2 separate regions of the Homo sapiens genome follow, and region 1 is linked to region 2. A link is a contact called in ENCODE Hi-C or POLR2A ChIA-PET data. All regions are on one chromosome and are shown on one strand. The core of a region is the stretch at or near the end of the contact, and the rest is flanking DNA. Distances in the headings are between cores, read along the strand shown.

Evidence for each region. Hi-C counts contacts between places; a loop is a spot of excess contacts on that map. ChIA-PET counts read pairs that join two places held with the same protein, here RNA polymerase II (POLR2A). Pooled maps may share reads with other maps.
Region 1: a map of PC-3 shows a loop between it and region 2 (2.3-fold over the local background). The contact joins two enhancer-like sites. A Hi-C loop is called at or near these places in 2 of 168 maps with a recorded cell type or tissue (PC-3 and mammary epithelial cell), 2 of 37 single-sample maps with no recorded cell type and 2 of 50 pooled maps. POLR2A ChIA-PET finds 5 or more read pairs at or near these places in 1 of 52 experiments (PC-9).

The regions. Positions count from the first base shown.
Region 1 is chr3:175,192,441-175,199,119 of GRCh38, forward strand. The region is part of intron 2 of NAALADL2 (N-acetylated alpha-linked acidic dipeptidase like 2); the gene reads left to right. Among named protein-coding and RNA genes, the nearest start is that of NAALADL2-AS2, 75 kb to the right of the region's middle. Within about 2 kb of position 1,876, at least 3 of the 41 ENCODE cell types and tissues checked have a DNase peak (open chromatin) inside an H3K27ac peak, as active enhancers do; they include PC-3 and PC-9, where a contact is called at or near this core.
Region 2 is chr3:175,148,681-175,155,219 of GRCh38, forward strand. All of the region lies in intron 2 of NAALADL2 (N-acetylated alpha-linked acidic dipeptidase like 2), which reads left to right. Among named protein-coding and RNA genes, the nearest start is that of NAALADL2-AS3, 37 kb to the left of the region's middle. Within about 2 kb of position 2,216, at least 4 of the 41 ENCODE cell types and tissues checked have a DNase peak (open chromatin) inside an H3K27ac peak, as active enhancers do; they include PC-3 and PC-9, where a contact is called at or near this core.

The DNA.
Region 1 (6,679 bases), core at 626-3,125, 43 kb after region 2:
TCAGTTTTTACCTTTTCACATTCTAATAAATTACTACAAGTCTGTTTAATGTATTTGTGTTGTCATTTTCTAGATTAGCAGCTAAAATTTGGTTCACAATGTAGAGAGCATTCATTAATTTGCCTCCTGAGTTTCAAATGGATTGGCTACCAAAGGTAGAAAATTGTTAATTAATTTTCTCAGTGGGAAAAATCTATGGCATGGATTTTAATTATGACAACAGTCACTACTTTCAAATTATTTCTGAATGATGACTAACAACGATGTTAGCCAAATATATCTAGAAACCATTTCCGTTGGCTCCTATCCAATGTATACTCATCAAATCAGTAGTTGTTTTGTTTATTGAAATAATGCTTTTATGAATGTATTGATAATTTTTAATGTTATCCAAGGCAATTTTGAACTCTAATGATTTTGATCAGTTTAAAATTTTACGTGTAGCCACAATATGATAAAAAAAACCCTGCACATTTTAGAGTTGAAATAGACCTTGGAGATTAACTGATTTATGCTTTTTTTTTTCAGATACAAAATGAGGCTAAAATAGACCAAGAGACTTTTTCAAATTCACACACTTATCACTGGATTTGAAATGATAAAAGAATACTACTCAGATTGTTGATGTTTTGAAAGTCGCCTGACTTTTGTAATCTTTATATTTTTAATCTACAAAATGTCAGGGATACTTATTTAAGCAAATGTGGTAGAACAGCAACAAAATCAAATGTTAGAAGCCCTACATAGATTCCAGATCTACCACTTACTAGTTGTGTGTTTTTTTTTCAAATTATTTACACTCTCTGAGCCTTGGTTTTCTTATTGTAAAATGGGGACCCATGTGCTCACAGAACTACTTTAGGTAGAAGATATAATGATAGATATGAAAGTATTAATTTTAGAGGGTTTATCTCAAGGAGAACACAACTATTCCTCTACACGGGCCCTTATGCATGTGTAATGGTCAGGAAGAAGAAAAAAGCAGCCATTCCAAAATTAGCCTACTTTCAGGCCAAAAAATGGTCTCTGTGAATATCCTACACAGACATTTACTCATTACATACTGTTACGGCCCCCTTTTTATGAAATAGAGGTGAGATAAGAAATAACTTCACCTTTTTCTCTCTTCTCTTTCACAACATAGCCCTCCCTATCCTTACCCCATTCCATACCCCTCTACCTGTTTCAAATATTAGAGGCAAAGTCTCCAAAAGTACTTAATTAAAAAACAAAAAACAAAAACAAAACAAAAAACCTCCACTATTCACTGCTTTGTTTAGAGGAGTTTTGGTTCTTTTGCTATTTTATTAATATGCTACTTTGAATTTCAAACTAGAACAGGTGTTTTTTTGGCTCTGTTTTTAGCAGATAGAAAAGCACTGGACGTTAAGCAAAAGTTTATTTAGAATACAAAAGATAGAAAAAATATGTGAAAACATTAGTTGCTATTTCATGAAACTTAATGTGACTAAACATAATACCATTAGGACTTTTAACAGACGAAAATAGATAATTTGTGTGCAAAGTGCTAGCAGCCCTTTCTTGGAGCATAGAAATTACATGTATATCTTCAAGTAACTGAAAAATATATCCGATATGTACGTGTGTTGGTTTGTGAAAACTGAAGTGCAGAATGTCATTGTAAACAATTTTGTTAAAATATTGTGCTTAAAATTTAATACCTCATGTTATAGAAGCAGATGTTATTATATATGTATATATTTTTAAATGCTATCATTTTCAAACTAAGACTTTTAATTAAATGATTTTTTACATTGGAACCAAAGTTAACAGGTTGAATGAAATTTTGCTTATGGCATCTGTTGCCATTTTTAGTAGGTGATTAGTCATTTTCTTTTTCCTGCAAGTATTTGACAGAAACTAAAACAGAGATGAATCATAGTTTCAAGCTGTTGCTCACCTCATCCCTACCAAAAAGGAGAGCCTTGAAATCATCCCAATCTAAGAACTAAATTCTGAAAATCCCTTAAGGGGCTTGACAGAAGTATTTAGCAATGTGAAAATTACAGCAATCTGTCACATCAATTTTAATGAAAGGTAGGCTATATGGAAACATAGATATAATGTAGTAAGAAAAACCCAAGTGAAAATCTCTTTTTGAATATATGAAAACATATTTGCCTCTATAAATACTGAGTTGTTATTGGGTCAACTTTTATAGAGGAGGAGTCCTCAATGATCAGGAGTTTATTATGCAGCTTAGATGAGGTATTTTTAAAATTAATGGCATTAATAATTATGGCTCAGTTGGTGTGTATTCACAATATCATTCTTGTATTAATATATACATTTAAGAATCTTGTTTTGTTCAAGTTATTAAGATTTTTTTCTATTTAAGGAACCACATCCTTGTAATTCTGAATTAGTTATAATACTAAGAGTATCAAATCATTTAATAATGAAGTTTTTCCCCAAGAAAACTTTTAAATTTCTTGGGAAGTTTAAAATTATACAAGAGTCATGCCATTTTGTAAGAGTTAAATTTGGCTGGAGTCACCATTTAATCAATGTAGTATTATTCCCTTAATTATTGAGCTAAGTGGAACTTTAACTTAATTTTTAATTCTCTCTCTCTCTCTCTCTCCCTCCTCTAAGACTATATAATTCTTATGAATATGCATATGACCAGGTTAATTCCACATGGAACTATCATTTATGCCAGTAATGATAGTTTATTTGGATGATAATTGAAAGTGCAAGAGACTCTAATAATGTCTACTTTCCAATCACTTTTTAAATTCATTTAAATATATTTTGGAGAACCTACTGTGTGCCAGGTATTGCTCGGAGTGCTAGGGGAAGAGACAATGAATAGAACAATCCCCTGATTTTACAACACTTACACTCTAGTGGAAGAAGGGAGACAATAAGCAAATCAATGAGTTAATATATCATATGTTGGATGATGAAACGTTATGAAAAAATAAGTTATGGAAAAACAGCCATCCTGAGATGGATCAGGTGGTGAGGAGGGGGTGCTGAATAAATGTTTATATAGGATGATATGTAAAGGTAGATATATAGACCCAAAGGAATAAATGGAAGGGAGGGCATGAGCCATGGGAATAACTATTTGAAAAGTGTTTCAGGCAATACCCTGAGATGGGAACATATGTGATTTGTTAAAGAATAGCAAGAGGGTCTGAAGATGATGAATGCAAAGAGGTAAAAAAGAAGCAGATCGTATATGCATTTTGAGTTAGGTCTATAGGTCTGTGCTCAAAGATCATCTATCAGAAGGACATTTATATATCAGCCTGTACAGGCATAAATTATTGTTCCATGTTGAATTTATTGTTATGGGCCTGAAGGCTTTCATGGATTTTCAAAATAACAATGACAGTATCTTCAATGCTTCAATGGTATAATCCTTCCAGACATTCATGATGTCTCTATCAGAGTTCTCTTCTATAGCATTGACAGTTCTTTCCACTAAGTATCATGTGTAATGAGCTTTAAAGATGCTTATGACCCACTGATCTAGAGACTGAATAAAGAGCTTATATTTGGGGGCAAGTAGATTATTTTAATGCCTTTGATATTAAGCCCATGGGGTTTGGGTAGCCAAGGGTGGTGTTCAATATTAAATAAACTTTAAAAGATTGTCCCTTACTGGCAAGGTACTTCCTGACTTCACAGTCAACGTGTTGATGGAAACAATTCAGAAAAAGGGGTTCTCATTGTCCAGGCCATCTTTTTTATATAATCAAAAGCTGGTGTTTATCTTTTCCTTCAAGCTTTGGGGGTTAGAAACTTTATAGAGAAGGGAAGTCCTGATCATAAACCTGATTGTATTTCCACAAAACCATATAGTTAGCTTATTTCTTGCTGCCTTAAATCCTGGTGCATACCTCTGTTCCTTACTAGTAAATGTCCTTTGTAAGCATTGTTTTCCATATGGGGCACTTTCATCCACATTAAAAACCTCTTTAGGAAGATATCCTTTCTCCAGGCATCTTCCTAGTGATGTCTGGAAGCTCTTCCGTTGTCTCTTGGTCAGCAGAAAATGCTTCTCCTGTTGTGTTGGTATTTTTTAAGTCAAATCTCTTTCTAAAATTATTAAACCATCCTTAGCTGGCATTAAATTCTTCAGCTTTAGACTATCCACCTTCCTTTTGCTTTAAGTTTTATACATTGACTTCGCATTTTCTCAAATTGTATTATTCTATAGATATGCCTTTCTTACAGTAATCTTGCACCCACGTAAAAGTTGCATTTTTAGTATGAGGTAAAAACGTATTTCACAAAAAGTACGAGGTTTTTGCACCTGCTGGCATAGCTGCAGTAATGGCCTCACAAATTTCCTTTTCCTTTTTAACAATGATCCTTACACTGGATTCATTTGTCTTGAAATTGAAAGCAATCACAGCTGCAGCCCTCGATCTAGGGTACATATCAAGTAATTCAGCTTTTTTTGTGTGTAATGTCATGTATTTTCCCTGCTTCTTGGTAGCAATTTTGGCATCACTAGTTGCACTTTTTATGGGTCATGGTATCATTCCAGGTTTATGGTATTGCACTAAAAAATAAGAAAAAAATAGGTGAGAAACATAAGGGGTCATTTTTTTACTGCAATATGCAATTTGCTGGAGAGAGAAAGTGCTCACACAGAGATGAGTAGCATTACATTACATTTTAAATGGATGCTTGCAACACTTAAGGCCCTCTGCAATAGCAACAGGAGGTGGCTACAAAATTATTACAGTCATAGAATATGTACTACAATTAATTTTCTGCAGCTATGGTTTAAGTCTGCATATGTCTGTATTTGTTTATATCTCTGTTAACTGTGAATAAGCCCGCGTAGAGTCCGTAAGCTTTTGTGTGCATATGTTTTAATAAATTAAAACTTTTTATAATAGTTTTGTGTATGTTTTATGGTAGTAAATGATAAAATAGACTATATCTACGTATATTTTATGCATTCATGACACAGCTTTTTTTCTATATTTCTAGACTATGCAATTAGTCTGCGAAGTTTTTCAGATTGTCACAAATCACCAAAAATTTTTCCAATATATTTATTGAAAGAAAATCTGTATTTGAGGGGACACACCCATTTCAAATCTGTGTTGTTCAGGGATCAACTGTGTATATGGTTGAGAACTTCGAGGCACAAGGAAGAGAACTGATTTTTTGTAAGGTTGTCCAACCTTTAATTAGTAATAAATGTTAATTAATTAATTAAGATTTGTCAAACAACTCTATACACCAGGCATTCTTATCAACATCAGAAACATAGATACAGACCAAACTATCTGACATCAGAAACAGACTGTGTGACAAAAATATGAATTCAGGGAGTTTACATGGGAGGTGTCAGGAAGCTCTTATAGAGAAGTATGGAATTGAGAGTAAAGGCAGGAAGCCAACAAGAATGAAATATTGAGAAAATTACCACTGAGGGCAGCTGAGGGTCAGTCTTGCTGGTGAACCCTGCAACACAGTGCAGAACAGTACTTCTTGAATTTTCCATTAGATGTTTGTGGGAAAGTACAGTACTTTCTTTTTTAAAAATATAAATATCTAATCTGTTGTAGAAGATATTTTTGATACTTTAACAATTAGATTTAACATAAACAAAGTTATCCTGTAAAATTACTCTAAAAGTTTTGAATCCCTGGCTTTTAATATCTAATTTATTTAATCATAGATCAATAACAAACCATTTTCAGAACATATTTGGAATAACACAAGTGTTGAATATGCTTTGAAGTTGTTCCCCAGTACTCACTCCTAGCAAGGACAGTGTAAAAACTTATCTTCAAGATGAATATTAAATTCGAAGAATCTAGTACCTTTTCTAGTTATAGAATTTTAATTTTACATTAATGGAAAAAGTGAAGGAGATTATTTTTAATGTTTAAAAGTCCATTTTTTCTATTCCTGTATATTACTTCATACCTCTAACCTTTACCTGGATGAATGTCTATTCTACACATGTACAATATTTTGTGTAATCATTAGTTCCCAAAATTTACAAATGAAGCTTAAAAATTAGGTACCTTAGTTACATATGTATAAATAAATATACAAATATATGAAATATACCTGCACACTTCTAGGATTTATACACTCACGTAATTCCAATATATAGTTAGTACTCTTTTCACAATGCTGGAGCTTCTTACTTACCTTGCCTTGAAATGATAATGTTGAAGGAGGGTTGCAGTGATAAACTACAAACATACTGTGGGGGAATAAAGTTAAGCAAAAGGACTTTCCACAGCTTTCTAGGCTGAAACCTTTGGGTATACTGACAAGAAACCTGACAAATACTTTCAAGCTAAAGTACTTTGCAGATTTTTTTTTCATTTTAAGGGCAGATTTTTTTTTTTTCCCAAAAACTCAGGATTTTCATAAGGTCACCATTATTTTTTATGTAAAATAAATACAGTGAGTTTTGCTAATTAGGTAGTATCCAGGTGCATACCTTAGGCAAACTGATTCATGCACCTCAAAAACAGGACCTATTTGCTGTTTTCATCAGAAGCTCAGAACTCTGATTAGTTATTCAGTGCATGTTTGCATCTGGACATTGTAGACTTAAATTTTAAGGACAGTTTCAATAAATAGTTTTAAGTAAAGCATCATGTTAGATGCTATACAATTATTTTGCCTTTGAAACGGGATTGTATTCATCAGCAGGATGTGTGTT
Region 2 (6,539 bases), core at 966-3,465:
ACCATTTATTAAATCGGGAGTCCTTTCCCCATTGCTTATTTTATTGACTCTGTCAAAGATCAGATGACCATAAGTGTACAGTTTTATTTATGGGTTCTGTATTTGGTTCCATTGGTCTATGTGTCTCTTTTTGTACCAGTACCATTCTGTTTTGTTTGCTGTAACCTTAGAGAATAGTTTGAAGTCAGGTAACGTGATACATCTGGCTTTTAGTTTGTTTGTTTTTACTTAGGATTGCTTTGACTATTCAGGCTCTTTTTTGGTTCCATATGAATGTTAGAAAATGTTTTTCTAATTCTGTGAAAAATAATATTTCTAGTTTCATAGGAATAACATTGAATCTATAGATTGCTTTGGGCAGTATGAGCATTTTAATGATATTGATTTTTCCTATGCATGAGCCCACAGTGTTTTTCCTTTTTTGTGTGTGTCATCTGTGATTTCTTTCAGCAGTGTTTTGTAGTTCTCATTGCAGACATATTTCACCTCCTTGGTTAGATAGTTTTATTTTATCATTGTGCCTATTATAAATTGGATAAACAAACCTGTTTTAAAATGTTCAGTTAAGCATAGATATTTTACATTTAAATTGTCAAAATATGTTTGTGATTGTCAACTTTTAATTTACTAAAATAAGAAAAATGAAACTATGATCAATTCATTATTTCATAAACTGAGGCCTATTTTAACATCAAAAAGGAAAGACAGTCTCAAATTTTAGGAATTGCACCTAATCGTATTAAACAGTTTATTAAAACTCACATCTCCTAATCAAGATGTTGATGTGAAGACATCAAATACCACATTGTGTAACTAACCTACCACAGTCTAGCTAAAACATTAGCTATGTCTTTTTCTAAGAAATAATATTTTCTTCTTATTTATACAAAACCCTTTGGTTAGTTGCCATGACAGCAGGATGTCATATATTTGAGGATAATTCATGACACACTTTTGGTTTATAATTATTTTCCTACTTTTAGTAGTGATATTAAATTTTAGAGTTTTTGTTCCTTCCACTTAAAACATAGTTATAAAAATGTCTATCAGTAGCACCAAAGTGGTGGCTTGAACCTGAACAGATTCAATTCATCATTAGAGAAAACCATTTCCTCTTTACAGAACCGGATTAGTGCGGTATGGTATTTAAAATCTTGGACTCTAGAAAGCCACCTGCTTCTGCTGAGGTATTCAGACAAAGACTCTTGGAAGCGGGCCAGGTTTGTGCAATGCTCAAACCCATTGCTTACGTGTTTGACAGTAACATCTGGTAGCAACAGGTGCTGAATTCTAGAGAGCCATAATTATTTTGAGAGAAGGAGAAGTTGTCTTACACAGTTATTATCATGCTACTACCTCAGGTATTAGAAAGAGGCAATCATTTTATACTTCCCTGGCAGCATATGTTTTCTCAATTTTGCAGATGAAATTTCTAGATCATATACATCGTGAGATTAAGAATCTTTCTATGTTTTATAACAATAGGTTTCAAAAGAGCATCAAGAATCAGATGCAAATGTTTTGTTGCCTCAGTTTTTCTGTTTAAAAGCCATTGAGGTAGGTGCCAAAAAATTCATGGCTAGCCTATTACAAATAAAATTTGATAGCAGTACCTCTCTTGGTTTCACACTCTATCCTGGAGCCAGTCATAAATAAGACTGTCAGATTTTGTACCATTAAATTTTTTTTCTTAGCTTTGTTTATCTCAGCTGTTAAGAATTCCCCTTTTCCATTTTTTTCTGTCTCAGACAGATTATTATTAAAAAAGATATGACAGGTGCCAGTGCATCTATATGTTGTTTGTCTTTTGGAGCAATATCTTATATGGTGAGTGCACCCACAAAAATAGTTGTTTGATCACGTTTACCTCCAGAAACCAGAAACTGACATTTATACCTTGGTAGCATAGCCAGTTCGAATAGCCTGCCTTAATTTGCATTCATTTGTCATAACTAATGGGAACAAGTAATGGTCATTTTTAAGGGATATAAAGATTATCAGGGTAGGCATTTTCAGGTACAAATTTTACCTCCCTTCTGCTGCTCACTCTGAAATTCTGAATACAAAGCTACCATTCATTGATTTATACATTCTTTGTTTCATCAAACATTAATGATAGCCTACAATATAAAAGGTATTCTGGGAGGTGTCAAATACGCAGTAGTGAATGAAATAGGCATAATGCCTGCCCTCCTGTAGTTTATGGATTAGTCATAGGACTTATGAATTCAAATGCCTTCAGGGCCATGCAGGTAAAGATGATGAGTAAGGCTGTGAATATAAGCCTATAATTAGTGCTGGGGGTTGTAGCTGAAGGAGAGTGATTGTTCTACTGGATGGAATTGAAATTCAAAATTTGTTTAAACAATGAATCATACTTACCAAAATAAAAAGACACACCTGTAGTCTGAGCACTTTATTTGGCTGGCACTCCACCCATGAGACTGAGCTTCTGGTCTTGAATCAGAGAAGAGATGTCCCAGAGACTGTGAGATCTGTGTCTGCATTTACAACCTTGTTTTCTCACTTACCGCATATCATGTGATCAACAACTGGGCAGGCAGGCACCTTGGGGAAGTCAGCTATGGAAGCCAGGATGAGTTGTCAAGTTCTTATTCACAGAGCAACCACATGTAACTGGCTGAATAGACGGCCTACCTTAGGCACTCGTGGTCTGTTGGTTACACTGAACTGCTGTCTGCTCAGATTACATTCAGCAGTTCTGGCTGATATACTGGTTTGCTTTATTGGTAGTGACTTTTATCCAATTAACATCTGATTTATTATCGTATAAACTGGGAATTGTCTTTTAATTCATAGCAAATAGTTTAATTGTTTTCTAAAGGGTGAACTGTCATGAGCTTACTTTAATGTGAATGTAGGTCAGACTCTCTGTGGGCCAGGAGTCTCCAAACTCTTCAGCTGAGCATCATAGCAAAATGAAACAAACAAACAAACAACAACAACCAAAAAACCCAATAATGATTTGACTACCCATCATACATACATACACGCACATGCATACATACTACTCGACTTTATGGAAATTTAAAAACCTATGTAAAAAATAGAACTTTTTAAATGAATGAAATATCATCAAAGGCTATGGATTAAATAATAGTAACAATAAAAAGAATAAATCATAGCAACAACAAAAAATTGTAAATGCTAACATTTATTTGAGTGCCTATTACCTTCTAGATACATCATCAGTGAAGGGAACATAGTAATTACCAAATGTATTTTATAACTTATTCTATCATAAAATAAAACTGTTAATGTCTACTATAGTAATGCCATTCTTTTTTGCTATTTAACAGATTAAAAGTAATGTCTTCTTTGTAGTTTGTGTTTATTTTTAATAGCTGTTATCAACTGGGTAATGCCTAAGTAGTCTTCTTGTATAAGTTGGATCGTCATTGATTAATGGTTTATAAGTAGGGTTATATTGTAGGATGTTATCGACAGTAATACCAAAACTTTGAGAAGAAAATTTGGCACAATAATGTAATAAAGAGATCATAATATAATAAAGAGATCTAGTTTTCTGTAAGAAAAATAGCAACATTCCGTTGTGTTTCTGAGATCATAGATCTAGTTATTTGCCCTTGTCCCTAATAGGCCATCCCATGGTAAATCAACCTAATACAAACTTGTTTTATAGTATGAACATCAAAATATTGTGAATAAAAAGTTAGACAACTTTTGATTGTTTCCTTCTGCTATGGTCCATGAAAAATTAGGACTATGATACTTATACTAATGGTGCTTATACTATTATTTATACTTTTTTATGTATGTGGGTACATAATTCCTAGGGAAGATTAAAGAGAACTGGCACACCAAAAATATTATACAGAAGTGAAACAAGGATCTGGTAGTGGTGGGGAAATATAATATGGATATTTAACAATTGCTACATTATGTAGAATTCTAATGTATTGTCTAGGAGCAGTGGCTCATGCCAGTAATCCCAGCACTTTGGGATGTCGAGGCAGGTGAGTCACCTGAGGTCAGGAGTTCGAGACCAGCCTGGCCAACATGGTGAAACCCTGTCTCTATTAAAAATACAAAAAATTAGCTGGGCTTGGTGGCAGGCACCTGTAATCCCGGCTACTCAGGAGGCTGAGGCAGGAGAATTGCTTGAACCCAGGAGGCAGAGGATGCAGTGAGCTGAGATCATGCCACTGCACTCCAGTCTGGGCGACAGAGTGAGACTCTGTCTCAAAAAAAAGAAAAAAAAATTCTAATGTATCTAAATATGTTCCCAATAGAAGGTACCCAGAGAAGCCATGAAACTTTATTATAAAATAGAAAAATTACACATTCATAAGTAGTAAATAACTTCTAACATTGATATGCATACCTATCTCTTATATTTTCATATTTCTTATTTTCTCTTATATTTTTATTCTTTGAGAACCTGTATGTCTTAGTAACAGGAAGTATACAACTTACCTCTTAAAGATCTACCTCTGACATTTTTCTTGCTGAATTGCTCAAAACCTTAAAGGTTTACATGTTTCAAATGGTGTCTAGCCTTTCCAGCCAAATGGAGGGAGAGATAAAAGCCTGCTCCTCCCAGTCTCCAGCTGCTGTTGCTTTTCTGTACTATGTCATGTCAGTGTTGAAGATGGGACTGCCCATCTAACAAATGATGTTCTGTGATGCAGTGAGGCCTACCTTACCCACAAGCAGTTAAGGTCAGCTTGATTCCATGAAAGGACACTGCACTGTCTCAGTTGGAGGTTGCCCTGTGCATGGTCTTAAAGGATGCAGCTCTTCATATACAGTTTTTTAGTTCACATATGAAACCTTGTCCATGGGTCCCTTTCTGCTGTAGGGACACTGGGCCAGCACTGATCTAACTTTTCCCACATTATAAACCCCAAATTACTATTATGAATACATTTTAGGGTTCAAGTAAATTTAAGTTTTAAACAGTTTAAACAGAATTTTATGCTATATTGATAGAAGAGATCACCACTCATTATGTGATATCGAAAAAGTAAAGTAAGGAAGAGCTATGTTAGTCTGGCCCAGTCTGACTGAGCAAGGCAAACTCCTGGTGTCATTTAGTTTATTGGCATGTAGATTACTGAAATAGGGGTGGGTTGACTTAGGCCTTGGAAGCTTTTTCACTAGAGTGAGTATACTGCTGATTGCCTGTCTTTCAAAGAGTGAGACTGTCATTGATTGGTTGGCTTTCAGAGGTCGTTCACTGAAGGGAGCTTTTATTAACTGATTAAAATTTTAAAACCAGTTGTGAAACTGTAAAGCAATTAGACTTTTTCTAAACATATGGGGATTTAAAAAATTCTCATCTTTTTCCCCAAAATGGAACTTTTCACTTGATTTATAGGAACTCTTTTGAGGGGATTTACCCAGAGTTTACTCAAAGTGACTCCTTCTTTGAAGTGGTGGCCAGTGTAACTTAATTTTCTAAATGATAATTTCTAGGTGATTTCAACATGCATATACCTATTTTTCATATCTGAGGCTGCCTTTAATGATTTCAAAGAGATTTTCTGGTACCTTTATCACTAGAAAAAAATTCCATGAAAACCATATATCATTTCTGTTGCATTATCCTACTGGACTATGAAGATTGAGCCGATTAATTATAAGCATAATAATATGGAAAATTATCTGTCTACCCAAAAAAGGTAAATCTTAATTCTTATAGAGACAACACACTGTTTAAGTTAAGAGCATAGATTTTAAAGAACAGATTATCTGTCACCTACTTGATAGGTAACCTTGAGAAATTTATTTAATCTCTCTTTCCTTATCTGTAAAATAGAAGTAAAATATTACCTTTTTTATTGGGTTGTTACTAGGATTACATAAATTATTATCTGAAAAACATTTAGGACATCCTAGTACATAGTGCTATGTAAGAACACTGTGTGTATACTTGCTTGTTTTCATTATTAATAATATCACAGGTTTTTAAAGCCATTTTACTTCTGGATAGTTGAGAAGATAGGAAAAAAGCTTTTCAACTTGTCATCGTGTTTGCTATATTTTTCTTACTTCTGAGGAATTAATGATGGATGTCTTTAGCACTTAAACTGTGAAGAATTAAGAATATAGATAAATTAAACAAAATATAGCAGAGGGAGCAAAATCTCAAATGTCTATTTACTTCTGATGAAAGCCACTGTTTGAAAGGATTTGTAGCAAATCACAGTAATGTCTTTACTCCATACCCCTGTTATTTTAAAAAATAAAGGAATTTCAAAATGGACAAGAGCAAGCTTTAGTTAAATACAAAGGGAGAAAATGTCAGAAAGAAGAGTTGAAGGTGTGTGAAAAAGTGAAAAGGATTCCCTCAGATTTTGTTCTCATGGGGATATTACAAATTGACTACATTCGTATGACCTTGAGGGTTTTAAAAACCCATCTCAGTCAGTGGTCCTCCACTCTAGCTGTGTGTAACAAACCCCTGGAGAGATGACAAAGCATAGGATGCCTGAGTCCCACCTCAGGTCTCTGGGGCGGTGGGGCCTGGGTATCAGCAGTTACCATGAGAGTTT